3 separate regions of the Homo sapiens genome follow, and regions 1 and 2 are each linked to region 3. The links are chromatin loops, found by intact Hi-C in ENCODE. Cell type or tissue: B cell. All regions are shown on one strand. Links, peaks and the distances in the headings refer to the core of each region. The heading gives the core; the rest is flanking DNA. Region 1 overlaps NIPAL4 (NIPA like domain containing 4). Region 2 overlaps SGCD (sarcoglycan delta). Region 3 has its middle 6.8 kb from the start of MED7.

Evidence for each region. Peaks named below come from ENCODE experiments on the same cell type or tissue, not always from the same donor. Only the 100,000 strongest peaks of a DNase experiment are listed, where the experiment ranks them.
Region 1: it touches region 3 in a loop (10-fold over the local background); 21 of 110 quality-filtered maps call a loop at or near these places.
Region 2: it touches region 3 in a loop (7-fold over the local background); 3 of 110 quality-filtered maps call a loop at or near these places.

The regions. Positions count from the first base shown.
Region 1 is chr5:157,472,891-157,484,220 of GRCh38, forward strand. It overlaps NIPAL4 (NIPA like domain containing 4), which reads left to right. Exons shown (of 6, transcript NM_001099287.2): 6 at 1-1,832. The coding sequence ends at 70. It overlaps ADAM19 (ADAM metallopeptidase domain 19), which reads right to left. Exons shown (of 23, transcript NM_033274.5): 22 at 8,901-9,053; 23 at 4,414-8,112. The coding sequence ends at 8,059. Among named protein-coding and RNA genes, the nearest start is that of NIPAL4, 18 kb to the left of the region's middle. RefSeq lists an enhancer at 6,037-6,547. In B cell, for the core only: CTCF peaks have their summits at 4,253 (motif pointing left) and 4,454; a DNase peak (open chromatin) is centred at 4,231; H3K27ac peaks cover 7,216 bases.
Region 2 is chr5:156,399,703-156,407,702 of GRCh38, forward strand. All of the region lies in intron 3 of SGCD (sarcoglycan delta), which reads left to right. Among named protein-coding and RNA genes, the nearest start is that of SGCD, 77 kb to the left of the region's middle. RefSeq lists an enhancer at 2,797-3,136. In B cell, for the core only: no CTCF peak of the experiment used is centred there; a DNase peak (open chromatin) is centred at 3,109; H3K4me3 peaks cover 891 bases; H3K27ac peaks cover 1,612 bases.
Region 3 is chr5:157,143,982-157,155,421 of GRCh38, forward strand. No RefSeq gene overlaps it. Among named protein-coding and RNA genes, the nearest start is that of MED7, 6.8 kb to the left of the region's middle. In B cell, for the core only: CTCF peaks have their summits at 5,076 (motif pointing right) and 5,281; a DNase peak (open chromatin) is centred at 5,060.

The sequences.
Region 1 (11,330 bases), core at 1-8,000, 330 kb after region 3:
GGACAATATAGAACTTGCCAGCACCTCATCACCAGAAGAGAAACCCAAAGTATTTATAATCCATTCCTGAAGCTTGGAATATGTGAGTGAGAGGATGAGTCCGATGGTACAGCCTGCCCTCCCAATTTCAAAACCACCTGGTTATTTTCCAGTGCAACTGTTACCAATGGGCTCTCTTTTCTTGAGAAGTTCATTTATACCTCATCACTGTTTCCAGGAGAAAAATCTTTACCCAAATAGCAATGGTGGCAGAACTTCCTGGAAACAGATTCAGTGACCAAATACCCAAGTTTACATCAGTGCCTGCAGGTTCCCTGGACCTTCCTTCTCATTCATTCTTTCGGTGCCATCTCTATGCCGTTGGGAAGAAGATGGAGTCTGACCCACTGAATGTAGCACAGTCCAAGGACTTCTCTAAGATATTGGTCATTGGAAGTTCCTTCACACCAATTCTCCTCCTGAGACGGAATCTCCGTTGTTGTTGTTGTTGTTGTTTTCTAGCCCAAGGATGACATAGAGCTGGCTCCCAGAGGCCCACAGAGCAATTGGCCATGCCTCCCTATCCAGAGCTGACAGGGACACAACCAGTGTAAAATATCCTGTTGCCTTTGTCACTTCCTCTTTGGAGGCAGAAGCAAGACCTCAGCTGACCTTCTTACTGTGAAAGCCACTTGATGTCTCAGGGAAAAATTTCAACCAGCTCATTCCCCGAGCACTCCAGCCTGGCAGTCAGCACCTCGGCATCCACCCAGTCCATCCCACCATCACCCCTTCCCCCTCTACTTACATCCTAAGGAGTCGGTCACTGAGACATAAAGGCAGTAATCGCAGAACTGGAAACAAAACAATAATAGAGCCACAGCCAAACTCTGGTGGCCAAACCCAGTGTTGCATTTTGTCTTACTCTGAAAGAAGAACAGCAAATTCACTGCTTCAAAGTGGCCTGGCTGCCAAGCTAGAATTTGGCAGAACGCACTTTACTATTCCTCAAGGAGTCAACCAACCTATGATCTGGGGAGGTGGGAAGAGGATGAGGAGCAAAGTTGGGATTTGGCAGAAGGCAGTCCCAGGCTCTCTGGATACTAGGGGCTAACTTTTGTGTTGACTCTGGTGCTCATCTGGGAACTTAGGAGAAACGAGCTCAGGGGTAATTTCTGGGTTGCAGCCTTAAAGGCTTGGACAGCTGTGAATCTCAATGGCCAACTGGAGGTGCAGACTTGGCATGGGGTGCATTCTAGCTGTTGACCAGATTGCTACCGAGTCCCCTCCTCCACTGATGAGCTGCCCACACTGGGAAGCAGCATGCCCTGACTGTTCCAACACCACCTGCTATGGGGAGTACCTTTGGTCCCCTCACATTTGGCCAGAGGCATACAAAAAACCAGAGCAGCTGGAGAGGGAGATAATTACTATTCCTTCCCTTCCTATCTCCTTTCTAGCCACAAGAGTGTGGGGGTTGGAGAAGAACCATTAGAAAGGGAAATTAGTGGGCTGGTGTATCTGGAAAGAGGGAAGACTTGATCCTCAGCCCCGAGGTTGGTGCAGGGCCTCCCCTGTGTGACTCTACCTGCACTCTGTGTTTATATCCTGTGCCCTAAGTGGGCCAAGCCCAGGTAAATTCCTGCTGGCCTTGGAACTCCAAGGTTTGGCTGACCAGCAGACTGGCTCCCTGACTCTTCAGCCTCAAATCCCCAGTTTTTGATGAATGTGGATTTCTGTCTGTAATTAAAAGCAATGCAACAAGTTGGCTCTTGAGAATGGCAGTAAACTGAGGGCCCTAAGAGTGTGGTCTGCAGGGTCAAGAATAAAGATTACAGATTATATTTACTTGATACTTGTGTCTTGACCTTCCTTGAGCATGGAGTGATTAAACTGGTTTTTCTAGGGCTGGAAGGACAGTCTCCAATCTCTGAATGAATGCGACTGCCAATAAAGCCCCTACCGTGTCTGTGGTAGTTAACACCCTTGGTAGAGTGGGAAAGATAGTTTCAGAAATAGAGTCAGTTGAAGACAACTCATCCCTAGTTAACACCTGAGCCCTTACCAGGCACCAGGCATAGTAGGTGCTTCCTGTGAATTCTCTTTAACTCCTCACAAATCCTCAAGTTAGATACGTTTTTATTCCCATTTATATAATTGCCCAAGGTCACCCAGCCAGGAAGAGCAAAGCTGATATCTGGTTTAACCACCAGGCGTAATGTGTCTCTCCAAGACTAACCTTGCCCCCAGTTGCATAATCTGTTTTGGTTTTTTGTGTTTTGAGACAGGGTCTGGCTCTGTCCCCCAGGCTGGAGGGCAGTGGTGTGATCCTAGCTCACTACAGCTTCAAACTCCCAGGCTCAGATTTGGTAAAAATGAGGCCTTGCTATGTTACCCAGGCTGGTCTCAAAACTCCTTTCCTAAAGTGATCTTCCCACCTTGGCCTCCCAAAATGCTGAGATTTTAGGCCTGAGCCACTGTGCCTTGTGCATAATCTGCTACTACTTTATTCATTTATTTTCTTGTGATCTGTGCTCTTTCCCCATCTGGATATAAGCTTCATGAGAGTTGGCTTTGATTTACTGCTTATCCTCAGTGCCTAGCACATCATACGCACTAAAAGAATAAAAGAAAAAGAAAAGATTGAAGGAACAATATCACAGTCCTTCCTTGCCCAAACTCTCCTGGGGACCAGCACTCAATGCAAGGCAGATCCTAATAGAACTCTGCATGTTAAGCAAAGCAACTGTAAACTGATGTAGTCAGCAGTTTCTCAGCACATAGCCTGCGACAGGCCCTGTTGGGGACTTGCACATACAGAATTTCATTGATGATCACGACACTTTTGAGGCAGGTATATTATTTGTATAGTGAAGAGACTCAGAAATCTGGAACTTATCCAGGCCCACTTATCTATTGAGTAGCAAGCAGAGTGAGGACTTCAACCAGGGTCTGCCCAACCAGGCTTTCTCCATTATGCTAGTGACCAACACGTGAGCATCACCCCAGAGACTGGCTGACAGCAGGGGAAGAGTGGCCTCTTAACCAGGTAGGGATGTGTGAGTGGGAAGCAATTTCATGAGCAGGCATGTTAGTAGTGAAAGCATTTGTGTTTAGATGTCTTTAGGGTCCATAGGCAACCTCATAACCATGAGAGGTTAGAAAAATATAATCAGGCTGGGTGCGGTGGCTCACGCCTGTAATCCCAACACTTCAGGAGGCTGAGGCGAATGGATCACTTGAGGTCATCTCTACTAAAAATACAAAAATTAGGCGTGGTGGTGGGCACCTGTAATCCCAGCTACTCAGGAGGCTGAGGCATGAGAATTGCTTGAGCCCGGGAGGCGGAGGTTGCAGTGAGCTGAGATTGCACCACTGCACCCCAGCCTGGGTGACAGAGAGAGACTCCGTCTTAAAAAAAAAAAAAAAAAGTAAAATCAGAGAGCAAGAAGCCTCTCTCAGGGTTTTTGTGAAGATTAAACGAGATAATCCTTATTTGTAAACAGCATGCAGTGAGTGGCTCACGTATGTTAAATACAGCTGTTCCTTGGTATCTGCAGGGGATTGGTTCCAGGACCCCCATGGATAACAAAATCTAAGGATGGCCAAGTCCCTTATATAAAATGGTATAGTATTTGCATATAACCTACATATATCCTCCCATATACTTTAAATCATCTCCAGATTTCTATAATACCTAATACAATGTAAACGCTGTGTAAATCGTTGTTATACCGTATTTTTAAATTGTATTACTTTTTATGGTTGTACTTTTTTTTTTTTCAAATATTTCAACCTGCTGTTGGTTGAATCCATGAATTTGAAACCCACGGATATGGGGGGCCGACTGTACTGAGTAACTGTTACCTTCGATCATGGTTATTAATCCTCCATCTCTCTGAGAGAACCTCAAAATTGAGGTAGGGATCAATGAGAGAATAAGGGTGGGATCCTTTTATGGACTGGGAAGCACTAATGAATACGAGCTGTGATATCACGCAGGGTTCTGGAATCAGAAAGCACACCCAACCTTATCCCTGGCTGTGCCTGCCTACCCAGCCCAAGAGACCTGGGGCAAGTGTCTCCCCTCTTTAAAGTATGATCCCTTGCCTTAATAAGATGAGGAGGTGAGCAGAGGCTCTCAGCTGTCTTCTATATGCAGTAGTGTAGGATGAGAAAAAACATATCGAAGAATCTCAGGATCATTCAGGCCTTTAATAAGCAGCCTGCGTCCAGGTGTAAAGACAAACAGCCCCCTCTACTGGTCATAGGAAAACATAGGCTTTGCTGTGGCTCAGGGTCCACCATGAAGGCTTTATAGGCTGAACTGACCATCCTTGTGGGAACTCTTTCTGAAGTCCACGTCATGAATCCTATCTAATCTGAGCAGTAGGACATTACAACAAACACACAATAAAGAGCTGCCAAACCAGATAACATTGCAAATGACAAACAATTCATTTTTAATTAAATACTAACAAGGAAAAAAGGCACCATGGCCCATTCAAGTATTTTGCATAGATGTACAAATATTGTAAACAATTAATAGGTGGACAAGAGAGAAGAAGATCTGTTTTCCGTGAACAATCTCCCAAATAAAAAGAAAATTCACATTGCCCTGGATCCCAGACACATACAAACGCACAGTGGACGGTGTGAGAGGACGCGTTGGGGGTGACTTTGGAAATGTGGGCTTGGATTCTACAGAACCTCTCCTTCGCAGGCTCCCCTGGGGAAGGGGACCTTTCCAGTTGGCGTTCCCATGGCTTTCTTGGGTGTCCAGCAGAGCTGTTATACACGTGGTTAACACAATTACTGACTTTGGAACTGGTCCCCAGTTTTCAAATTGCAAGTCTTCCATACCCTCTGTCAAATAAGAATAAATTAGGAAGTAGGCAGGGAGAGACTTCCAATAAAGATTGGAAAGGCGTATTGCAGGAGGTGGGGAGGGGCTATTGCTTCAGGGGGAAGGGACTATGGCAATACAAAAAAACACTCCAACCAGAAAATCAGCAAGTCTCAGACCTTAAGATCTGCAAGTGTCTCAGAGCTGGGGCAGAAAAAGGCTTTACTTTTATAGGGAGAAGTCAGCAAGGCTGAAAGGAATCTATGGCTAGCAGGCAGTTACAAGATTGAGCCAGGTGCCCAGGCTAAGGCTTCTAGAGACAGGGAGACAGGGCACTAAATCCCTTGAGGTTTGTTTTAGAGATGGCTCCAAGGCCCTTAAAAAAAAATTCTTGGGTTGTAAAATTGGCAGGAGGTTAATTTCACTTTTAAAAAGATTTACCTACATCCCCATCTGCACAAAGAGCTTGCTAACTCACTAACCCAAACTTGAGTTAAGCTTCCCTCCTCCCCACCAGACCCTGGACTTTGGGCCATCCTCAGCCTGAGCCAGCAAACAGCCCCTCCCCTGGAGACAAAAAAAAAAAAAAAAAAAAAAAGGCTGGGCACAACGTCATTCCCTGAACGTGGTTCTTTCTAGCCATGTTTACTTCTTCCAATAAAAGAAAAGTCCTTTTCTGCCTGGGCTTTGAGACGCTTGCAGATCTTGCCATCGGTCGGTCTGAGCCTTTTCACTATTCCCATAAGGCCCCTTCCTCTCCCTTTTGCAATATTCCCTTTCCCCTTCTGCAATCGTGCTTTGGAATAAGGTCTCTCCTTCCCTAAGCCCAGATTTATTTGTATTTGACACCTCAAAACAGCATACTGGGCACTGGAAAGAAAAGGGGATGCATAATGGCCAGTCTTCCTCCTGGGCAGCCTCCCTGAACAGAGCCAGGAGTGAAGCATTAGTAGAACTGGTTGCCGAAAGTCTATCAAATTCCAAAACATTCCACCATCTTCCAGTTCACAGTACAACTTTATGGGATGGAGGTGATATGAAAATAATAAAACAAAACAAAACAAAAAGCAAGAAAACGACAACCCAGGTCTCTTTCTGGTGTGGTTCCAGGGAGGGTGGACTGCAGGTTCAGATGGCTCATGCAGTCACTATGGCTGTGGCGCTGTCATTTCAGAGCTATCTACCTCCTGATGTGAGGGAGAAAGGCTGGAGAAGCCACAGGAAGCTCTGTGAGGCATGGGGTTGGGTTTTGAGGATGTTGCTTGTTTGTTTTGCAGAGGGGTGAAAGGGGATGTTTTCACCTTTACTTTCCAGGAACCAAGCCTTGAGGCAGAGGGTAGCACATTTAAATAAAAGGTTGGGCCACAGGAAAGGTGGGGAATGGATCTCCACAGCAAGGATGACCCACAGCAAGGATGACCCACGGCAAGGACATGGGGAACCTGTATCACAGCCACCCTGAGGGAAGAGAAACTCATTTTCCTGAGATCTTTCTAAACCCAACCCAGGCTTTTCCCCCAGGGGTACATCCCGTATTTTCCACTTATTTCCAAACCCAAGAACATCCAAGAAGCACCTATTGTGTGCAGAGAACTATAAGGAGGCCCTGGGGTGGTGAATCAGAAGCTCAGCCTCAGCCTTGCAGTGAGGTTTTCAAGAGCAAACAATTGCTCATGGCAGGATGGGAGGAGGCCCCAGGAAAGCCTCAGAGGAGTGAGAGTCAGGCCAGCTCCTGTCCGGAGAGCCACCCAGCACCTTTGTGGAGTGGGAGTCTATCTCCCAGCAAACATCTCCAGGTGCTTTGCAAAAACCGTCCTATCTAGCAAAGCACCACACGGCCCTCCTTCCCTGCTGCAGGGAAGACAGGAGCCACCGCAGACCCCCTCACCTGCTCAGAGCTCTCTTTCTGTGAGGGTCAGGTAAGGGCAGTGACCAGAGAGAGAACAAAAGGAAGTGAATGACAAAAAGCTGGGTTGAGGAAGAGGCTCCCTGCTCTGACTGTTCCAGTGCAGCTGCTGCTGGCTGCCTTCTCCAGTGATCTCGGGCAGCTCCCAGAAATGGGTCTGTTCTCTGCTCAGAGGGCAACGGTCCAGCCCGAAGTCAATGACCAGCCTGCTCCCTCGTGTGTACTTTGTAAATAGCTGGGCTCCCTAAGGGGAAACCTCACCTAGATTTAGCTTAGAGTAAGGAGGAAGACCCCCACCCTGCTGAGGTCACAAAACACAATGAAAAATAAACATATGACCCCAATGGCCATGCCCCAAGTCTACTCTGGTCACACTCCTGAGAGCCAGTGAGGGAAATCCAGTGGCCGACTGTGAGAGAGGACTCTGACTTGTAGGTCACAAGCACCTGGTCACCCGAAGGTCAGGACTGCTGAGGGTTTGCTCACCAAAGCACCACACATTAGAGGGAGAATGAGAGGGGAAGGAAGAGAGAAAAGCGTGGGGCACCAGGAAAGTGCGGCAGAGAAAACAAAGAGCAACTAAAAATTATCCAGAGTCAGGAGTCGCAACCTTTGGCATCACGGCTCAGAGGAAGCCCAAGCCCGGTGCTCCTCCTGCTGTCTACACTGCCTACGAATAGTACCTGTCTGAGTCAGAGTGACCCGTGTGAATACAGGGATGCAGGGGTTTGGGGAGAGGTGGGAGGGGACGTGGCTTGTCACATGCAGCCATACAGCCAGAAGCCGTTCCCTCAACCAAGCCCTGGGCAGGGCCACAGCAGTGGCTGGCTTGACCCTTCCTTAATCCCTAAAAGCTAAAAGGGGTGGGTAAGTACCAGCCTCCATCCAGCCCGGGACCTCTGAGGAGAGCAGAAGCAATGGGAAGCTCTCTTGCGTGCCCTGCACCCCAGGAGTGAATGGATGGCTTCTGCAAGCGAAGTGCTGGCCTGAGGGGCTTGCTGGCCTTGAGCATCTCCATCAGCACCTCGGGGCTAGGAGTCTGGAGGAGAAGCTGCCAGTCACCCTCCTCATACTCTCCCCTCCCTACCTGGGGCTGTATATTGCACAAAACAACACCTAGAGGCCATCAGATCATAGTCCCTCTGGGCTTCCAAGGAAGCCGAGGAGGCACTGAGTCAACAGGGAGATTTTTGGAGATGTGGAGGTTCCTGGAGGAGGGTGGGAGGAGCTCAGAGGCGGCCAGACATGCTTCTTCAGGGTTCCATGGCCATGGGTCCTCTGCAGTGTCCAGAGAGCTCAAGGAAAGGGAGAAGCCCCTTGGACAGGTCTAGATTTTCGAGCTAATCATCCCTCCAGCCCTCTGTGATCTGTATTCTGGAAACTGGGAAGAAAAAGAAGGGAGGGAGAGAGACATCAGCTTGATGCTGATCAATGGGATCAAGGGGGCAGCCATCCTCCCGATTTTAGAAGGAAGGATGGACCACCCACTGAGAACAAAGGCTTCTTGTGAAGTCCATCCATGTGTCCACTCACCCAGACCATCAGCCCTGCAGGAAGGGGTGTGGTAGGTGCCCCTATCTCAAGCTGACCAGCCACCCCTCCCTCTTCCCTTCCCTGCTAAGGCAGCAGCACAGTCCATAGTTTTCTCAATGCCTCGTGGGAATACAGCATGGTCAGCCAGCTTCTTCACCTCATCCCTTTCTGACCTGACTGCCAAGACTGGCAAACTGAGACTGTCAGCCACACAGAAGAAGTACGAGGAGGGGCCAAGTGTACACAGCCTCCCGCAGGCCAGGTGGCTTCTACTAATGCACTTCCTTGCTCTTCACAACAACCTGATGGGGCTGGTACTACTGCTCATCATAGCCTCTGTACAAATGAGGAAACAGACTCAAGAGGGACTTGCTCAGGGTCCCTCCCCAGGTCAGGTGCAGGGGCAGGACTGAAGCCACCACAGCTCAGGATTCTAAGAATCACCTTTCACATGAAGCCAAAACTCCACAGTCAAGCGGGCACCAAGAAACATGAATGTTTTGCCCTTGGCTTTTGTTCTGGAAGTTCAGTCCAGACCACAAGAAGCATGAATTGCTTTGTTTTCTCAACTCTACACCTGCCCCCCTGGAGCCCTCTGGTACCAGCTTTCACCTTGAGGGCTTCCCGTGGACTCACCTTTGGGGCAAGTGCTGCCAGAGGCCGGGACTGCTGAGGGCCAGCACCAGGGGGCCGCAGTGGGGATGCACCTCCTGGCCTGGGGAGGCTCCTGCGGCCTGGCACTGGGTTTGCCGGGAGTGCCTTCTGGGGCGGCCGAGGCCTGGAGAAGTCCTGGAGAGAAAGCAATAAGCCTCACTTGAAGGCCAGAGGCCTGTTTGAAAGAAAATATCCCTGATATCTTACAGGTTAAAATCAGATAGATAAAAGTTATATACTGTATGGTCCCATTTAGAAAGAAACTGTATGTATAATGTGTTTATATTCTCAAGAGGAAGTCAGGAGAGCAAGCTGGCAGTATCTATTAAAATTACAAATAACCAGTGAAGATGATCTTTTTTTCATATGTTTGTTGGCTGCATAAATGTCTTCTTTTGAGAAGTGTCTGTTCATATCTTTCACCCACTTTTTGATAGGGTTGTTTGATTTTTTCTTGTAAATCTGTTTAAGTTCTTTGTAGATTGGGGATATTAGCCCTCTGTCAGATGGATAGATTGCAAAAATCTTCTCCCATTCTGTAGGTTGCCTGTTCACTCTGATGATAGTTTCTTTTGCTGTGCAGAAGCTCTTTAGTTCAATCAGATCCCATTTGTCAATTTTGGCTTTTGTTGCCATTGCTTTTGGTGTTTTAGTCATGAAGTCTTTGCCCATGCCTATGTCCTGAATGGTATTGCCTAGGTTTTCTTCTAGGGTTTTTATGGTTTTAGGTCTTAGTTTAAGTCTTTAATCCATCTTGAGTTAATTTTTGTATAAGGTGTAAGGAAGGGATCCAGTTTCAGCTTTCTGCATATGGCTAGACAGTTTTCCCAGCACCATTATTAAATAGGGAGGATCTAGAACTAGAAATACCATTTGACCCAGCAATCCCACTACTGGATATATACCCAAAGGATTATAAATCATTCTACTATAAAGACACATGTACACGTATGTTTATTGTGGCACTATTCACAACAGCAAAGACTTGGAACCAACCCAAATGCCCATCAATGATAGACTGAATCAAGAAAATGTGGCACATATACACCATGGAATACTATGCAGCCATAAAAAAGGATGAGTTCATGTCCTTTGCAGGGACATGGATGACGCTGGAAACTATCATTCTCAGCAAAATAACACAAGAACAGAAAACCAAACACCACATGTTCTCACTCATAAGTGGGAGATGAACATGAAATGAGAACACATGGACACAGGGAGGGGAACATTACATACTGGGGCCTGTTGGGTGGTGGGGGGCTAGGGGAGGGATAGCATTAGGAGAAATGCCTAATGTAGATGACGGGTTGATGGGTGCAGTAAACCACCATGGCATGTGTATACCTATGTAACAAATCTGCACATTCTGCACATGTACCCCAGAACTTAAAGTATAATAAAAAAAATTACAAATAACTGTTCTCTGATCTAGTAATTCTACTTCTTCTGACCTATGTTAGAGAACTATTTGCACACGTGCACAAAAATGAAACTGCAAGGTTGTTCCTTGCAGCACTGTTTGTAACAGCAAAGAAACTATAAATAAGCAAAATTTCATCAGCAGAAAAATAACTAAAATTATAAAGTGACAGATGATATAGCACTTAAAAAGAATGAAGTAGGTTGATAGGGGCTGGCGTGGGGAGATGTTCAAGAGTTGTTAGGTGGAACAAACAAGCTGTAGAGGATAGTTGACATAAAATAAGTCAGCACGCTCACCGCCTAATAGAAATGTCTGTAACAGAAAAAAGGAAGGATACAGACCAAAGAGATTACACTGGGATGGGGTGCAAAAGGGGAGGGGTGTGTTCCAGGTGAACATTCCATTTTTTTTTTTTTTGAGATGGAGTCTTGCTCTGTCCCCCAGGCTGGAGTGTAATGGCATGATCTCGGCTTACTGCAACCTCTGCCTCCGGAGTTCAAACGATTCTCTTGCCTCAGCCTCCTGAGTAGTTGGGATTACAGGCACCCACCACCATGCCCAGCTAATTTTTGTATTTTTAGTAGAGACGGGGTTTCGCCATGTTGGTCAGGCCAATCTCGAACTCTGACCTCAGGTGATCTGCCTGCCTTGGCCTCCCAAAGTGCTGGGATTACACGTGTGAGCCACCACGCCCAGCCCTTGAACATTCCTTTTTTTTTTTTTTTAACAAGAGCATGTACGTGTATTGCCTGTTAAGATTAAAACAAAATTTAAACAAAGCAGCAGCTATATTTTGTTCATGTTGGTTGTCCATGTGTGTGGCACATTTCATGGATTCTGTCCTTCCTGTGTTACTATTACCTTCATGTTCTCACCATCTCCACAAGGCTTTGCCCTGACTACCTTATTTAAAATTACAACAGCCCCCACCCTGACATTCCCTGACCTTTTTATCCTAATATACCTCTTCTTTTCTTTTCATATCA
Region 2 (8,000 bases), core at 1-8,000, 750 kb before region 3:
TTAATGTGCCCTGCCTTCTCCCTACACTGTGTGGACTTCACACATAACATTCTCTACACGTTCATTGTTTATCTTTCTTCCTTACTGGACTGTACATCCTAGAGAAGAAGGGATTATGTCTGTCATATCTAACGTCGTATTTCTGGGGCCTGGAACATAGCAGAATATAAGAAATATTTGTTCCTGTCACTATATATTGACAATCATGTGATGAAAATATTTTTGCTTTTCCATAATCTGGTACAGCAATTTCTAATGTGTACCTCATGAAAGTTAATAGGTATTCCATAGAGTCTATGGAAGTTAATAGATGTTACATGAAATGGGGTGAGGAGGGTAAGTAAGGCTGCTTTAAATAAGCATGTTTCATTGCTGCAGGCCTTTCTGAACCACTCCTGTGGTAATACAGTGGTTCTCCAGCTTCAGTGAGCATCAGACTCACCTGGAAGGCTGTGAAAACACACATTACTGGACTCTGTCCCCAGAATTTCTGGTTCAATACTCTTGGTGTGGGCCTGGGAATTTGCATTTTAACAAGTTCCCAAGTAATGCTGCTGCTATTGGTGAGAGCCAGCATGGAGATATGTTATTGACACTTGGAGAAAATATACAGTTTCCATCATTTCCCAAAAGTGCTTGACTAAAGGTCTTATTAAACCTATAGTCCTGTCTGACTTGAGGATATGATGACCTACTTTAAACTCAAGTGCCAAGGAATTATAAATTAATGCATCCACATTTTAAAGGGGACATCTGGACAGATAACTACTGAAGCACAAATAATGTGTTGCTACTAATAGAATTTAGACTTCATTACAGAATAATAAGGACAAAAGTTTTGGGTGGAGTATTAAAAAGAAAGATCACCTACTCCTACTAGTTGTAAAATGAATTTGAACACAACTTATATTGCCTGGAAAAGAACAGTTTATGTATGAAATCATTGAAATTACTATTGTTTAAAGCAATTCTTATGCTTTGTATCTGCAGCTGTTCTAGTTTAAACACACATTGCTTGGCCCTGACAACATGCAGCTTTTTACTTCTTGGACTCTCCTATGATTTGAAATGTGTTATTCATAAGTTTGCTAAATTCCAAATATTTGAAAGAACAGATGTGGACCTAAAGGAATAATCAGCTCTTGCTGATATTGCTCCAAAAGGCAATATATAGAGTTGCATTAGAATGAAGAACTGCATTTGGCTCTTATGTTTTGAGATGTTGGAATGGCAGAGTGTCTGTAGGATAACCCAGTGTTGCATGCCATTTTATGCTTATAAGAGTGTTAATCATTCAGCTCAATGCTGATTAACCTCCTAGACACTGCAGATAATATACAAAATATAAGACATATTTCTTGCCCTCACGGAGCTTATAAGCTAATCTGGGAAGCAAGACATACACATGAAGTGATTAGAGCAGAGGTTTCCAAATTGCACAGTAACTTAAGAGAATATGCAAACAGAAATTGAGATTCCCAGGACCCATGTTAGTCCTATTAAAGCAGCTATGGAAAGGGCAGCTATGAAAAGCAAAGAATATGTATTTTTAATAAGTTCCCCAATTGAGGCTGATGACGAGACAGAGCTGGAACCCATGGGCTATATTAACAATTATTGGATAGTAAAAGGTGCTCTATCATTCAGTGTTACAATAAACTTTTCTTAATCCAGACAACATCTTCTGTATTCATTCAACAAGGTAGGTAGAGTCTGTACTATTTCATCTTGTTCTTTCATTGGCAAAGCCATGAAGGGCCCTAATTAGCCTAATTACAGAGGGCTGCCTAGTGTAGAGAGCTGCCATGCAGTTAAGAGATAATGAATACATTGTCAAAAAGAAGATACTGTGACAAAGAAAGCCACAGGTGGTAGCATTTTACAACATTGGACCATAGTTGGTTAATTAGATATTTATTGAGAACTCACTATGTGCCAGGCACTGTGCAAGGTACTGGGGATATGATAAGCAAACCAAGTGGCCTCAACATTCATAGCCCCTACAGTCTAGTGAAGATACACATAGGAAATAAGTAGTCATGGTCTTTTCCCTCTTTTTAAAAAAAATTTTCATAAACTATACATAAATTCATGATTTTAACCATTTTCAAGTATATAGTTCAAGCGACATTAAGTACATGCATATTATTGTCCAACCATCATCATCATCCATCTCCAAAACTTTTTCATCATCTCAAGCTGAAACTCTGTTCCCATTACATAATAACTCCCACAAAACCTGGCAACCAGCAATCTGCTTTCTGGTTGTATGGGTTTGACTACTCTGCCGACCTCATTTGAGTGAAATCATGCAGTATTTGCATTTTTGTGTCTGGCTTATTTCACTTAACATAATGTCATGAAGGTTTATCCGTGTTGTAGTATGTATCAAAATTTCACTCCTTTCATACTGAATAGTGTTCCATTGTACGTAGACACAACATTTTGTTTATCCTTTCATCTATCAATGGACATTTAGCTGTTTCCACCTTTTGTCTGTTGTGCATCATGTTGCTATGAACATTCATGCACAAATATCTGTTGGAGTCCCTGTTTTCCATTATTTTGGGTATATCCCTAAAAGTGGTATTATTGACAGTGAGTATGAGACCTTGGTTCTTATCTTCTTAGTTAAAATAATGTAAGCAAGAGACACACAGCAAAGGACATATGGCATAGAGCAATTTTTTGCAAAAGAGAATGCACACTCTGAAGGTTACGTGCAAAAGAGAAAGTATACTCTGAGAGATGATTCAGCGCAGACTGCTCGAAATGAGACAGCGTTGCCTGTTACTGGGGAAACTCCCTTTATAGGAGTTTTACATAATTATTCAGAAGGGGGTGGGAAGAGGTATTACCAGTAAGCATGTTCTGGGTGGCCCTCTAGGTGCACATGTGCAGTAGCTCTACTTGCTTGTTCATACATGCATGAACTTGCAAGAATGCTTGCATGTCTTGTTAACATCTTAAATCTCCACCCAGGGGTGTGTTTTTACTATTATAATAATCAAAGGGTCAGTCTGAAGACAAGTAATCAAAATGTGCATGCTCTCTGCAGGGGAAAGTCCCCACTGAAGCTAGTTCTACTTGGACGAGCTTGACTGAAATGTGAGCACTAGGGCTCTTTGTGTTGATGCGGTCACCATGGTTACCGCGTTCCCCAAAGACATGGTTACTTCCTTGACTACCTATCCTGCCTCAGTATTGCTGGATCATATGGTAATTCTACATTTAATTTTTTGAAGAACTGCCGTACTGATTTCCCCAGCAGTTATACCATTTGATAGCCGCGGTCTTTTGGCAAGATAGCAGAAGTTAGGTATTATTCCTATGAGGAGTTTATGTTTATCCTAATTGTTTCAGAAACATTAAGGTTGACTACTTCGGGGCCACATTGCGGCCCCAGGTCCCAAATCCACATCTCCTCCAACCCACCCTGCCGCCTTTTCCTGTCTGTCCTTCCATCCATCCTCCCCAGTGAGGAAAAGTCACAGCAGTGCACTTCAGCTTTCAGAGTAAAAGATCAAGACAAGCCCAGGATCAGGTGGCCTGTAATGTGTTCCTTAGAATCACAATTTCTCCATTCCTGGTACAGTTTTCTGTAATTCTGTTGCCATACCCCAAAGGAAAAGCTTTGCTTTTAGAGAACTCGCGGTCTATTAAGGTTGAGCAAAGGCCTTGGGCATAGGCACTGGGGAGTTCTAATCTCAACTCTGCTCCATATTGTGTGGCAGCCCCAGGCAGGTAATTTAACCTCCACAATTCCTCATGTTTTCTGACTCGCCGAGATGATTGTAATGACTTCCCTTTGGAGCTGCTGCTAAGGAAACTGTAATGATAGGTGGAGGAATGTTTGTGAGATTTTGCCGGACGTTCACTAGGCTGCAAAAGACTTGGACTTAACTTGCTCCCGTGTCTTTGTGTGCACATCTAGAATTGGGGTCCCTCATGCCAGTCATATCATTACTCTCAGATAAATTCCCCATTGCCTTATGAGGATTGATCTAGGCCTTGATGTTCATCACCAGCCTTTGCAGTTAAACATCTGGTTTATGGAGGGTTTTTTTTCTTTAGTTCTTTGAGAAGATAGAAAAGAACTTGGGAGAGAAGGGCATGATATTCCCTGACATATTTTTTTTTCTTTTTTTTTGAGATGGAGGCTCACTATGTCACCCATGCTGGAGTGCAGTGTGCGATCTTGGCTCACTGCAACTCCCACCTCCCAGGTTTAAGCAATTCTCTTGCCTCAGCTCCTCGAATAGCTGGGATTACAGGTGGTGCACCAACATGCCCAGCTAATGTTTGTATTTTTAGTAGAGACAAGGTTTCACCATGTTGGCCAGGCTGGTCTGGAACTCCTGACCTCAAATGATCACCTCACCTCAGCCTCCCAGAGTGCTAGAATTACAGGTGTGCACCACTGTGCCTGGCCTTCCTCACCTCTCTTTCACCCAGAATACTCAGAATTGAGCACGAATATTCTTAAGAATGTTGTTCCCATTCCCTTCATCGGCTTACCTGTATTATGTGTATATAATGTCATCTTCATAGGCATTCTCTCTATTTGTCCCATACTATCTTCGATGCAGAGCTCAATACTTCTTCATATTTGTCAGGGAAATGTCAGTCTCACAAAATATTAGAGAGAAATGCAGATTCTACTGAAGATGTCATAGGGGAGCCAGAGCAAGGGGTTCACCTCTCACCTCCTGCTGCAAATGTCTTGATTAACATTTTAATCGATGTATCTTTCTTCCTAAGTCAGTGTTTCTCTTCTGAATCACCGTGAGGGCTCCTTGCCTCTGCCTTTTACCCCTAGTACATCCAGAATATTTTGTCTTATTTCTTCCCTCCTACCTTTTAAATCTCAAATTCCTCCTCACTCCTCATGTCATACAGAGCACCTGACTGACCAGCTTCTGTCTCAAAACACTTTATATGTATACCCTTTCTCAAAATGCAATGGTAGATCATATATATTTTTTCTTTTACTGATGGAAAAAATGGGTTTGCTGTAACAACTGAGATAAATTTTATATTTCAAGAATTTTAAAATATATCCTTTAAAATATTTTGGTATGAATTTGGCACTTTATTTCTTTGGAAGATGTACATCATGGTAGACAGATATCTAAGATGGCGGTCAAGATCCTTGCTCCCTGGAGTAAATACCTTATATTCTTTCCTTTCAGTGAGGGAGAAACTTGTAAATATGATGTGATGCCACTTCTGTGATTATGTTATTGCCTAAGGGATTCTGCAGATGCAATTAAGGCTACTAATCAATTGATTTTGAGTTAATCAAAAGGGAGATTTTTCTGGGAGTCACCAGCCTAATCACATAAGCCCTTCAAATCTGGGTATAGAGGTCACAGACTAAGAAAATCAGAGAGTGGACATGTGAAAAGACACACATGGCAAAGAACTGAGGTAGCTTCTAGGACCTAAGAGTGGTCCCCAGGCACCAACTAACAAGAGAGAAAGAGCCTCCGACCTGGGGCAAAACTTTGATTTCAACCTTGTAAGACCCTCTTCAGAGCACCCAATTCTCTGTCTGGGCTTCTGAAGGACAGAAACCAGGCGATGACAAATAAATGCCACTAAACATATCATCTTCTACATAGCAATAGAAAATTATTATATGCAGTTTACTCAGAGCTTGTTTCCCTTCCATTTTGGATGGTAGAATATTCTTGCTTTTATGAAATGATCATCCTAGAAGAGGATAGGTTTTTCTATCTTAAACAAAATCTTCCTTATTTAGCAAAAAAGTTTACAAACCCATGTCAACTCTCCCTGCCTTATAGGGTTTGTTTGGGAATTTTAGTAAACAGTAAAATTGCCAAGTCTAGAAATCACAGATTGAAAATATCCCATTTCCCCATCTGTCATCTAAATTTTACTGCTCTCCCAAGCTCTCTTCAAGGAAACTTCTTCAAGGGTTTTGAGGTGTTTTCTGCCCCTGAGAAATTGTCTTCCTCTTATCAGCGAGTTCTTAAATTCTGTGCCTGAGTAGTAACTTTAATTTGTTGTCAAGATGGTTTTGAGTCCTGTGCGGTTTAGTTTCCCACTTTTTGTCTTGCCTCCCTGGCTATAGGCCTGGGGGCAGGACCACAGTTTCAAGCTCCTGAGTCTTCTGCTGAGTCTGGCCAGATACCTGAGGCCCAGTGGGTGCTCCCACATCCTTTTGAGTTGATGGATTTTACAAGGCAGGGGCCAAAACTCCCTACTAAATAATTGATCAACACGCCTCTTGGATTTTGTATCCACTCCTGTGTGTAGATATCACCTGCTGTATTTGGCCCTATCTTTGCTTAAAAAAAAAAAAAAAAGGCCTCTGGGCATAAATCCCTCTTTCAGAGAGAGAAATAATTTTAGCAGCAGCTGGTCCGTGGCATTAAAGATTGAATGACTGTAATGTGTTCAGACCATGGTTGGCTTGTTAGGAATTCTGTAAGGCAAGAAATAACCTGAGAGCCACAGACCTTGGAGACTGCACGAAAAAGATTGTTGGTGGTGATGTCCTTCCTTGAAGCATCATGTTGTAATTCCTGGGCCATTAACACAGCTACCCTTCAGTGGCTTCTCATTAACTGCAGGAGAAGCTCCAGCGTCTCTGTGTGTCACTGCCAGCTTCTCATCCCCTTCCATCCTCATTCCTGCAGCCATCCTTGTGCACTCTGTGATAAGTTTTACTCACCTACTTCTGCTCTCCTGTGCCCCTCTCCTCTCCTCTCCTCTTCTCTTTATTTTGGTGCATCCAATTCCCTCTTTTGGAGTAAATTTTCCTATAGCCTTTTCTCCAGTCTCGTTCACCCAGTGATTTCTACATGTGTCCTTCAATCCGTTCAAGTTTCACCTCCACACAGCCTTCCCTGACCTTCCCCAGGAAGTGGACTTTTTCAAAAGCACTTAGAGTGTTTTCCCTGCAGTAATCATTTTATACAAGTTCTCTTTCAGAATGCTCAAAACAGCCCGATGAGGTAGACATTATCTCTGTTTTTACAGAGGATGAAGCTAAGGTTTAAGGAAGTTAAGTTACCTGCTGTATTAGGGTTTTCTAGAGGGACAGAACTAATAGGAGATTTTATATATATATATATATATATATATATATACACACACACACACACACACACATATATATGTGTATATATATTAGTTTATTAAGTATTAACTTACATAATCACAAGGTCCCACAATAGGCTGTCTGCAAGCTTGAGGAGTGAGGAGAGCCAGTCCTAGTCTCAAAACTGAAGAACTTAGAGTCCGATGTTCAAAGGCAGGAAGCATCCAGCACGAGAGAAAGATGTAGGCTGGGAGGCTAGGCCAGTCTTGCTTTTTCACGTTTTTCTGCCTGCTTTATATTCACTGGAAGCTTATTAGATGGTGCCCACCAGATTAAGGGTGGGTCTGCCTTCCCCAGCCCACTGACTCAAATGTTAATCTCGTCTGGCAACACCCTCACAGACATACCCAGGAATAATACTTTGCATCCTTCAATCCAAGCAAGTTCACACTCAGCATTAGCCATCACACCTGCCTAAATTTTTATGGATACTAAGCCAGCACATAAGCCTGGAACTGTTATAATCGCAACCCATGCTTATGATGTCAAGGACTGTCTCTTAACCTCAGAGCTGTGGTGCTTCCTGGGCCCTCACAGTGCTTTATGCATTGTCTCTGAAGTAGCATTCTTCCTTTCCTGTTGCTGTTGAAATCTGTCTCCCTCATTGGCCTGTGAGCCTAAGCGGGGGAGGGGATCATCGTCTCTTCATCTGAACACATATCCCCAGAAACTCATAAAATGTTGAACAAACTTGAGCTTAATAAGTAAAGAATTTTTAAAAGACATTGCCAAAAGAAACAGAACTTGAAGGAAAAAAAATGTAAGGGAAATTATAATCTACTCAGTTAAATTTTCTATGGTAAGGCCATTACTGGTTTCATGAGGAGTGTCTTGAGCTTTTGTTTAATTGAAAGGAAAAGGAGATTTTCAA
Region 3 (11,440 bases), core at 1,010-9,009:
GGTGACAGACATCTTTCCCCAGTTGCACTTTACTCAATTGCAAATGTTCAATCGAAGGAATCACCTTTTTCTCCTTTCTCACATACCCCACCGAAACTACCATACCAGCCTTTTGCATTAGATCTATTTAAAAATAAGTAAATAAAGTTCCAAATATGACTGACCACCGTTCCCACTGCTATGGTCCTATGCCATGCCACCATTATCTCTCACCTGGACTTCTTTGATTTTTTGTCCTCCCTTAGTCTATTTACCACACCTTCTTAAAATATAAGACCGGTCTTATCACTCCTCTATTCAAAATCCTCCAAGGCTTTCTATGACTTTTAGAATAAAATCTGACATCCTTCCCCTGGCCTATATCACAGGCCCTACAAAATTGCCAAGTACATCCCGGCCTTGGGGCCAATGCATTTGCCTGGAACTCTTTGCACAGATATTGACACGTCTCATTTCCTTCTTTCCTTTTTTTTTTTTTTTTTTTTTTTTTTTTTTTTGAGACGAAGTCTTGCTCTGTCACCCAGGCTGGAGTGCAGTGGCCCAATCTCGGCTCACTGCAAGCTCCACCTCCCAGGTTCACGCCATTCTCCTGCCTCAGCCTCCCCAGCAGCTGGGACTAGAGGCACACGCCATCACGCCCAGCTAATTTTTTTGTATTTTTAGTAGAGACGGGGTTTCACCGTGTTAGCCAGGATGGTCTGAATCTCCTGACCTCGTGATCCGCCCGCCTCGGCCTCCCAAAGTGCTGGGATTATAGGCGTGAGCCACCGCGCCCGGCTTCATTTCCTCAATTCATTCAGGTTTCTGGTCAAATGTGACTTCAAAGAGTTCTTCTGGGGTTACACTACTCTATGCAAAATAGCGCATCCCTAATCTTTCTCTTGGGAGATGCCCCTGAAACCCTTACTATGTATTATCTTTTTTTCATAGAACCTCTCATCATCTGAAATCATCTTACATAGTATATTTATGTATTTTATTGCCTTTCTTATCCATCAAAAATATCAGGTTTATGAGCATGGGACCTTTGTTTCATTTACTGCTGTTGTGTTTGAACCTACATACAACGGTGCCTGAAATTGGCAAATACTCAATAAGTGTTTATTGAATAAGAAACAAAATGAATACAATCATCACTTTCAAATAAATTCATAGCGTGGCTTTGGTGGTTATACCACAGTCTCTTTAGCCAGATCCTCATTGTGTTAAATTATTTTTCTCCAAATTTGATCCAGTGTAACTACACAGGATGATGAGATCCCAGTACATATATGTTTGTGCATGTGTCCAATTTTGTTCTTTGAAATAAATTTCTAGAAATAGAATTACTGGGCCCAAAGGGGCAGTGTCTTAACAGTTAGTAGCAGAATCAAGGCTAGAATCTTGGACTCTTGACTATCAATCTAGTGTTCTTTCCAATAAACTTCAAATGAATAATGGATATGAAGTCCATATCATGAGAAGGGCTAGTGACAATATGATGTGTGTTAAACATTTAATTATATGACTATATTGGCAAAATCTCAATGGAAAGCTTATTACTTAAAGATGCCTACTACAGCTTAACAAGGAATATGCTCGTTGAATAAATCTGTATATTGTGTGTCTGTTGTGCCGGCACTGGTCTAGAAGGCTAAAAAGACAGACAAAAGCCAGTGGGGCCTTTGAAAAAAGTGTTCTTTCTAGAAGGTGTTCTAGAGAGACACAGACAAGAAGTATACAAACAAGTAAAAACTTCGAATAGTGGTAAGGGCTATGGGGGAAAGTATAATACAGATTAATGTGATAGTGACGTGGGTTGGGGAATAGCTACTTTACACAGGGTGGTCAGGGTAGCCTCTCACAGAAGGTTAACTTTGGAAACAAAATATGAAGGAGTGAATTCTGCAGAGATCTGGGAGACAGCAAATGCAAAGAGCGTGGGGCTGCCATGATCTTTCTGAATTAGAGAGAGGAAGGCAGCCTGTGTGCTCCATAGCTAGTGAGCAAAGAAAGAAAGAGCAGGGGAGATGAAATGGGCAAAGACACACGGTAACCGACTTCTTGCCTCCCTTAGGATCTTGGCACATTATAAAAAACATCGCTGTCATTTGAACCTAAATTACAAGCAGAAATTTTTAGTTTCCACCCTATTGATTTTTTAAAATGTAGATTTATTGAGGGATACTTTACATAGAATAAAATTAACTCTAGGTGAATAGTTATAAGAGTTTTGATAAATACATACTGACATAAAACCACTACCACCCGGATTAAGATGTAGAATATTTCATCACCCCAAACAACTTTTTTTTATTTCAATTCCTTCCCTTTATCCCCATCCTCTAGTAACCACTGATCTGATCCCTGTTCATATAGTTTTACCTTTTGCAGAATGTCATATAAATGAAATTAGAAAGTATGTAGTTTTTGGTGTCTGGTTCCTTTCACTTAGCATAATACTTTTGAAGTCCATCAATGTTGTTCAATGTATAATACTTTGTTCCTTTTTACAGATAAGGAATATTCCATTGTATGAATATACTGTAATTCATGTATCCATTCACTGGTTAATAGACATTTGGGTTATTTCAGTTTGAGGTGATTCTTAACAAAGATACTATAAACATTCCCATGCAAGTCAATTGTATGGACATATGTTTTCATTTCTTTTGGATAACAACATAGTGACAAAATTGCTGGACATTATAATAATTATATGTTTAACTATATGAGAAACTACCAAGCAGTTTTCTAAAGAGGCTGCTTATTTTTCATTTCTCAGCAATCTATCGGAGGTATAGTTGCCCTCAATCTGCAAATTGGTGTTATCCTTTTAATTTTTACTTTTTGCTATTCTAATATCTGTATAATGATTTTAATTTGCATTTCCTTAGTATTGGGTATCTTTCATGTGTTTACTGGCCATGTATATCTTTTCTTTGGCGAACTGTCTGTTCAAAATTTTTGCCCATTTTTTAAATTGGCATGTTTTCTTACTATTGAATTGTAAGGGTGCACACACACAAATACACACAAGATATAAGTCCTTGATAAGATATGTCTTTTACAAATATTTTCTCCTAGTCTGTGGTTAATCATTTCATTTTTTAAGTGTCTTTCAGCAAGCAGAGTTTTTTTATTTTGATGATGACAAGTTTATCAATTATTTTATTTTATGGCTCATACTTTTTGTGTCCTTTCCAAGAATCTTTGCCTAACTCAAAGTCAAAGATTTTTCCTCTGTTTTCTTCTACAAGTTTTCTAATTTTAAGTTTTACGTTTAGGTCTATGATCCTTTTGGGGTTAATTTTTGTATTTGATGCCCAGTAAGGGTCAAAACTCCTTTTATTTGTTTATTTATGCTTATAGAAGTCGAATTGTTACAGCAACTTGTTGATTTTGTTGGCCTTACTACCTCTGTCATTGGTAGGCAGGTTTATAGATAGTAATCCCTGAGCGTCTGTTAGTCAGTTACATTGTATCTTTGGCTTGCTGATCAGCCCGGCAGAATCATTGGAAGATAGCAAGTAAAAATTTTTATCTCCAAGCTGGGCATGGTGGCATGCACCTGGGGTCCCAGTTACTTGGGAGGCTGAGGTAGGAGGATTGCTTGAGCTGATATAGCGCCACTGTACTCCAACCTGAGCAACAGAGTGAAACTCTGCCAAAAAAAAAAACGGAAAAAAAAAGGCTGGGCATGGTGGCTCACGCCTGTAATCCCAACACTTTGGGAGGCCGAGGCAGGCACATCACCTGAGGTCAGGAATTCGACACCAGCCTGACCAACATGGAGAAACCTCTACTAAAAATACAAAATTAGCCAGGCATGGTGGCACACGCCTGTAATCCCAGCTACTCAGGAGACTGAGGCAGGAGAATCACTTGAACCCGGGAGGCAAAGTTTGCAGTGAGCCAAGATCGCACAATTGTCCTCCAGCCTGGGCAACAAGAGTGAAACTCCGTCTCAAAAAAAAAAAAAAAAGAAAAGAAAAGAAAAGAAAAATTTCATCTCCAGTCCCTGTTTCTTCCTGATTTTTATAAGCTCATATACTGTATATGGTTTTAACGATGCACTTTTTTTTTTTTTCTTTCTGGAGACAAGCTCTTACTGTGTCACCCAGGCTGCAGTGCAATGGTGTGATCTCGGCTCACTGCAGCCTCTGCCTCTCAGGTTCAAGTGATTCTCCTGCCTCAGCCTCCTGAGTAGCTGGGACTATAGATGCACACCATCACGCCCAGCTAATTTTTTTACTTTTATAGAAACGGGGTTTCACCATGTTGTCCAGGCTGGTCTTGAACTCCTCACTTCAGGTGATCCACCTGTAGCAGGAAGAGCCGCAGACAAAACTCCTCAGACACCGGATTAAAGAAGGAAGAGGTTATTTATTCAGCCAGGAGCGTCGGCAGACTTGTGTCTTAGGAGCCAAGCTCCCCGAAAAAGAAATTCTCGGCCTTTTTAAAGACTTACAACTTTAAGGGGTCCATGTGAAAGAGTCGTAATACATCAAGCAAGCGTGGGAAACGTGACTGGGGGCTACATGCATCAGCTAACAGAACAAAAAGTTTTACAATGCTTTTTTCATGCAGTGTCTGGAATTTACAGATAACACAAGTAGTTTAGGTCAGGGGTTGATGTTATTGTTACTTTTTTTAACTCCTAGGGCTGGGTGGTGTTGCCAAGGTTGTCTGGCTATTTATCTTACTTTTGTTTTTTTCCAACTTTTTGCTTTTTCTCTCTTTCCTCCTGTCTTGTGAACTAGGCAAGGTGAGGGGAGGAAGGCAGCAGGAGTAGTAGTGGTCTCCTGCCTTATACCCACCTTGACCTCCCGAAGTGTTGGGATTACAGGCATGAGCCACCGTCCCCGGCCTTAATGATGCACTTTGGATGAGAGTCATTGCTAATGTATTTTTTTTCTGCAGTCTGCAGTATAGTTTCAATTCCTAATCACTATTTTTTTGTTGTTGTTACTTCATGGCTGCTAATGACCTTATCACTAAAACGTCAACAATCCAGATCTGTGTGCAGCACATGGGTGGGGAGAGTGCTTGTGGTTTGCTTTGCCTACAGCATTTTTTCTTACCAGCAGGGGGAGCAGCAACCTTGGCATTTGGAAATAATCCCCAGCTTAAACTTTTCTATGGGAAAGATTTGTGTCTTGCATATTGGGTCCTCCTGAGTTGTTACTTGCAGGCTGAAGAACCTAAAATGAATTTGTAATCCTACAAAAAGGCAGGTAAGCCCTTTTGAATTTGTTGTAGCTGTTACTATTAAAATCTACATTTACCTTATGTGGAATTTCACCAGAGGAAAAAAATAGCCATGCCATCATCATACCTGTTCTTTGAATTATCACAAAATATACCCATTACGGCCGGGCACGGTGGCTCACGCTTGTAATCCCAGCAGTTTGGGAGGCTGAGGTAAGTGGATCACCTAAGATCAGGAGTTGGAGACCAGCCTGGCCAACATGGCGAAACCCTGTCTCTACTAAAAGTACAAAAATTAGCCAGGCGTGGCTGTGTGTGCCTGTAATCCCAGCTACTCGGGAGCCCGAGGCAGGAGAATCGCTTGAACCCAGGAGGCAGAAGTTGCAGTGAGCTGAGATTGCAGCATTGCACTCCAGCCTGGGCAACAGAGCAAGACTCCGTCTCAACAACAACAAAAAATAACTGTTTTATTGATTTATTGATTGATTGATTTTCTATACACTCCCTAAAGGATCTGGGCTCTGTCCGATCCATTTAAGTTCCCGCTTTAAGATCCATCTCAAAGATGGTCTTCTCCAAAAGGTTTCTCTCAGTTCACCCAAATAAAAATTACCTCTCACCAACTCAAAGCCTCTTTCCTTTACTTCTTACAGCACTCCTCTAGCTGAAGTTGTAATTATGCGCCTGTTTTATTTCTATGGCTGTAGCTAAGTTCCTGACTTATCTGGGCATCCCCTTAACAATCCCTGGAATTACCTCACACATGGCCAATGTTGAATATATTTTTGTTCAAAGACAGATTTGAGCAAAAGCAAAAGAAAGAAGAAAAAAAATCTCCTGAATGGTGTGTGTACAAATGTGAACTACCTGCTTTCAGTGTAGCTTCATATCAGGATCAAGACTAAGTGGAGGTGTGTAAGGAACACGCCTCATGCACAAAATTAAGGAGGAGCAAACTCAGTAATCAAGATAAATAATATCGGCTGGGCGCGGTGGCTTACGCCTGTAATCCCAGCCCTTTGGGAGGCTCACGCAGGAGAATTGCTTGAACCTGGGAGGCGGGGGTTGCGGTGAACTGAGATCGCACCATTGCACTCCAGCCTGGGCAACAAGAGCAAAACTCCGTCTCAAAAAAAAAAAAAAGATAAATAATATCTTAACACAATATTTTAAATTAAAAAATTAAGGGAAAAACTCATGATCTACAAAATATTACAATTTCTTTTCAGCTCTCGCAACTTCCACCTCCTTGGTTCAAGTGATTCTCCTGCTTCAGCCTCTCGAGTAGCTAGAATTACAGGCATGCGCCACCATTCCCGACTAATTTTGTATTTTTAGTAGAGACGGGGTTTCTCCATGTTGGTCAGGCTGGTCTCGAACTCCCAACCTCAGGTGATCCGCCTGCCTCGGCCTCCCAAAGTGCTGGGATTACAAGTATGAGCCACCACTCCCAGCCAAAATATTACAGTTTAAATAAAGACAGGATTAGTAGTTCACATACCACCATTTAGAGAAGAGAGGTTTTTCATGAAACTGTAAAAGGCCAGAATTATTTTCCCGAGGGTATGGGTGGTAGTGCCCTCTTAGACAGGATTTTAAAGTTTAATGATGCATTTATTCACCCCCAATATATATATTATATATCATATATATTTTAATATAGATTTGTAATGTATATTAAAATATACATTACAAAAATACAATATATTTATATATTATATAAATTATATATTATGTATTATATATTTTATATTATATATAATGTATTTATATAATTATATATTCTGTATTTTTATATATTATATATCTTTGGCGAATGGATGTATTTATTAGGAAATAAATATTTTGAGAAAGGGTCTCACTCTGTCGCCCAGGCTGTAGTGCAGTGGCAGGATCTCAGCTCACTGCAACCTCTGCCTCCCAGGCTCAAGTGATTCTCCTACCTCAGCCTCCCGAGTAGCTGTGACTACTGGCATGTGCCAACACGCCCAGCTATTTGGATATTTCTTGTAGAGACAGGGTTTTGCCATGTTCCCCAGGGTGGCATTCACCCAATATTTATTGCTCACTTACTACATGCCAGCTACTTTCCTAGGTGCTGCAGTCACAGTGGCCCAAACCATGGCAAGTCCAGGTGCTACTTCCCTACAGTTATCTGGGAAAGTCTTTACCCACTTGATTCCACCCTGCTTCAGGTCCAAGATGAACTTCTCTTAGAACCTGGGCTTCTGACAGAGACAGATTTTATGAATTCTGACCCCTGTGGGTTTCTTTACCCCATTCAGTCTCCAGTCTATGTATTGCACAGAATTTGACTATCTTCCTTCTAGTCTCCTTTCCTTTGTCTCCTTATCATCTTCCACCACCTCTGACACCTGAGTCCCAGTTTGTCTTCCAACATGTGTTAACCTGAGAATCCCCCCAAATCAATCAGGGTAAAGCAGAATGGAAAAGAGTCTGGCCTGAGATTCCATAGACCTGATTTCAACCAGTCAGATAGGTAACCTCAAGCAAGACACATTATTCTCAGTAAAGTGAGAATCTCAGGTCAAACCAGTGGCCTCCAAGTCACGGAAATGCATTCCAGGTGTCCCCTGAGGCAAAGGGGAGCCAAGCTGGTGGGGCTTCAGGCTGCCCACTCTACCCCTACTTTCAGCCAGAGGACCCTCACCTTCATCTCTTTTGTTTACTAAGTTCCATTTATGATTTTATATTTTTAATTTTTTAAAAAGAACAATATGTGCAAAAGTTTGACAAACACTGAATCATATAATCTCCAAATTTCTTTGAGATTTGATATTGATTAGTACTGTTATTATCTCCCTATGTATTTATTGTTGATTACATACAAATTAGAGAAAGCAATCTCACAGATTTCAAAGCGCATTTGAAGAGTCATGTCTGATGAGGGAACAAAACTTTTCTTCCAAGGGGTTAAAAAGATGCCCTGTAATTCCACAACCAGTCTACCTTCTTCCCTTTTCCTATAATTAAAAACTTTTTTTTTTTTTTTGAAATGGAGTCTCGCTCTGTCACCCAGGCTGGAGAGCAATGGCACGATCTCAGCTTCTGGATTCAAGCAATTCTTCTGCCTCAGCTTCCCAAGTAGCTGGGATTACAGGTGCCTGCCACCACACCCAGCTAATTTTTGTATTTTTAGTAGAGATGGGATTTCACCATGTTGGCCAGGCTGGTCTCGAACTCCTGACCTCACATGATCCTCCCACCTTGGCCTCCCAAAGTACTGGGTTTATATGCATGAGCCACCATGCCCAGCCAATAAAAACATACTTATAATAGAGACGGGGTTTTATCACGTTGCCCAGGCTAGCCTTGAACTCCTGGACTCAAGGGATCTGCCCACCTCAGCCTTCCAAAGTGCTGGGATTACAGGCGTGAGCCACCGTGCCCAGCCAACCACTCTACTTTACTTTTTAAATAGACTATTCTTTAGAGCAGTTTTAGGTTAACAGCAAAGCTGAGTGGAAAGTATAAAGAGTTCCTATATACCCGCTCCCCCCACACACTCACAGCCTCCACTGTCATCGACATCCTGCACCAGAGTGGTTCATTTGATTTTGATGAGCTGACATTGACGCATCATTAGTACCTGAAGTCCATAGTTCACACTGGTCTTCACTCTTGGTGTTATACACTATGGGTTTGACAATATATGATGACACGTATTCACCATTATGGTACCATAGACAAAGTTTCACTGCCATAAAAATCCCTTGTGCTCTGGCATGTCCTCCCTCTCACCAAACCCCTGGATATCATTATCTTTTGTTTGTTTGGGAGTTTTTTGTTTGTTTTGTTTTATTTCATGTTTTAGATTCATAGTCTCACTCTGTTGCCCAGGCAGTGGCACAATCATAGTTCACTGTAGCCTCAAACTCCTGGGCTCAAGCATTCTCCTACCTCCTTCTCCTGGGTAACTGAGACTACAGGTGTGCACCGTCATTCGTGGGTAACTTTAAAATATTTATTATTATTTTTTGAGACAGGGTCTTACTATTTCACCCAGGCTGAAGTGCGGTGGTGTGATCATGCCTCACTGCAGCCCCAACATCTCAGGCTCTGATGATCCTCCCACCTCAGCTTCCTGAGTAGCTGGAAGTCAGGAGTTTGAGACCCACCTGGCCAATATGGTGAAACCCCCTGTCTCTACTAAAATTTAAAAAATTAGCTGTGCATGGTGGCACATGCCTGTAATCCCAGCTACTCGGGAGGCTGAGGCAGGAGAATCACTTGAACCCAAGAGGCGGAGGTTGCAGTGAGCTGAGATCACGCCACTACACTCCAGCCTGGGGAACACATTGAGACTCTGTCTCAAAAAAAAAAAAAAAAAAAAAAAAACTACCAGACTGTTTTCCTCATTGGCTTTCTTTACATGCCCACTAGAAATGTGTGGGTGGTATAGTTTCTCTGGTTTTACATCATAATTTGGTGTTGTTCCTTATTTATTATTTTTGTTTTAATCATTCTAATATGGTTATAGTATTATCTATATGTGTATAGTATTAAACCATTGTGGTTTTAATGTGCATTTCCCTAATGACTAATGATGCTGAATATTTTCTCATGGGCTTATGTACTATCTGTATATCCTCTGATAAAAATTTGATATCTTTTCCCCATTTTCTAATTGGACTGTTTGTTTTTTTTAATGTTGAATTTTGAGAGTTCCTTATATATTCTACATACTAGTCCTTTGTGGAATATAAAGTTTGCAAATATTTGCTCCAGTTTTTAGCTTGTTTTTATTCTTTTCCCCGGGTCATTCATAGAGTGAAAGTTTTTAATTTTGAAGGAGTCTAGTTTATCAATATTTCCCTTTACTAGTTATACTTTTGGTGTTGAGTTTAATAACTCTTTTCCTAGTCCTAGTTCCCAAAGATTATCCCCCATGTTTCTTTCCTAAAAGTTTTATAGTTTTCTGTTTTTTAAAGTAAGTCAGTGATCTATTTTGAGTTCATTTTTTTAAATAAGGTGTGAGCCTAGGCCAGGTGCAGTGGCTGACGCCTGCAATCCCAGCACTTTGGGAGGCTGAGATGGGCAGATCACCTGAGGTCAGGAGTTCGAGACCAGCCTGGCCCACATGGCAAAACCCCATCTCTACTAAAAATACAAAAATTGGCCAGGTGTGGTGGCGCATGCTTGTAGTCTCAGCTACTCAGAAGGCTTAGGTGGGAGGATTGCTTGAGCCTGAGAGATTGACGTTTATGTGAGCCAAGATTGTGCCACTGCACTCCAGCCTGGGTGACAGAGCAAGACCCTGTCTCAAACAAAAAAAAAAAAAAAAGAAAGAAATAAAAAGAAAAAAACCCCTTTGTCTTTTCTAGAAAGTGTATGCATACAGTGCTAGTTCCTTTACTTACCTGTATCCCACACGTTTTGATATGATTTCTATTTCTATTTTATTTCTGGAGTCTCACTCTGTTGCCCAGCCTGGAGTACAGCGGCATAATCATAGCTCATTGCTACTTTGAAATCCTAGGCTCAAGCAAACCTCTTGTCTCAACCTCCCAAAGTGCTGGAATTATAGACATGAGCCACTGTGCCCTGCCAATTCAATGTAATTTTTATTTCCCTTAAGACTACCATTTTGACCCTCTTTGACCTCTTAGATTCTAACAACACAGTTCTAAGTGGAGATTTTCCTGTTACCTTTCTGTTATTGATTTCTAGTTTGATTCCACTGTGGTCAGAAAACACATTATATTATTTCAATTCTTTTAAAGTTGTTGAAGTTTCTTTTATGGCCCAGGATGTTGTCCTGATCTTGGTATACGTTCTGTGGTATCTTGATGAGAATGTGTATTCTGCTGTTGTTGAATGGAGTGTTCTATTAATTTTGATTAAATCTTGTTAGTTGATAGTGTTACTGATGTCTTCTGTATACTTACCAATTCTCTGTTTAATTGTTCTTTAAATTTTTGAGAGAGGGGTGTGGAGGTCTCAAACTACAAATTTGGTTTTGTTTATTACTTTCGGTTCTACCAGTTCTTACTATACATATTTTGCAGCTCTTATAATTGGTTGAAACACTTTTAGAATTGCTATGTCTTCTTGTTCCCTTTAATATCCTTTTTGTCATTATGCCACTCTGTGGTAATTTTCTCTGCTCTTCAGTCTATCTTATATTAATATAGCTATTTCTGGTTCACTTTGATTAATGTTTTTGTAATGTATCTTTCTTCATTGTTTTACTTTCAAAATGCCTATGTCGTTATATTTGTAGGGAGCT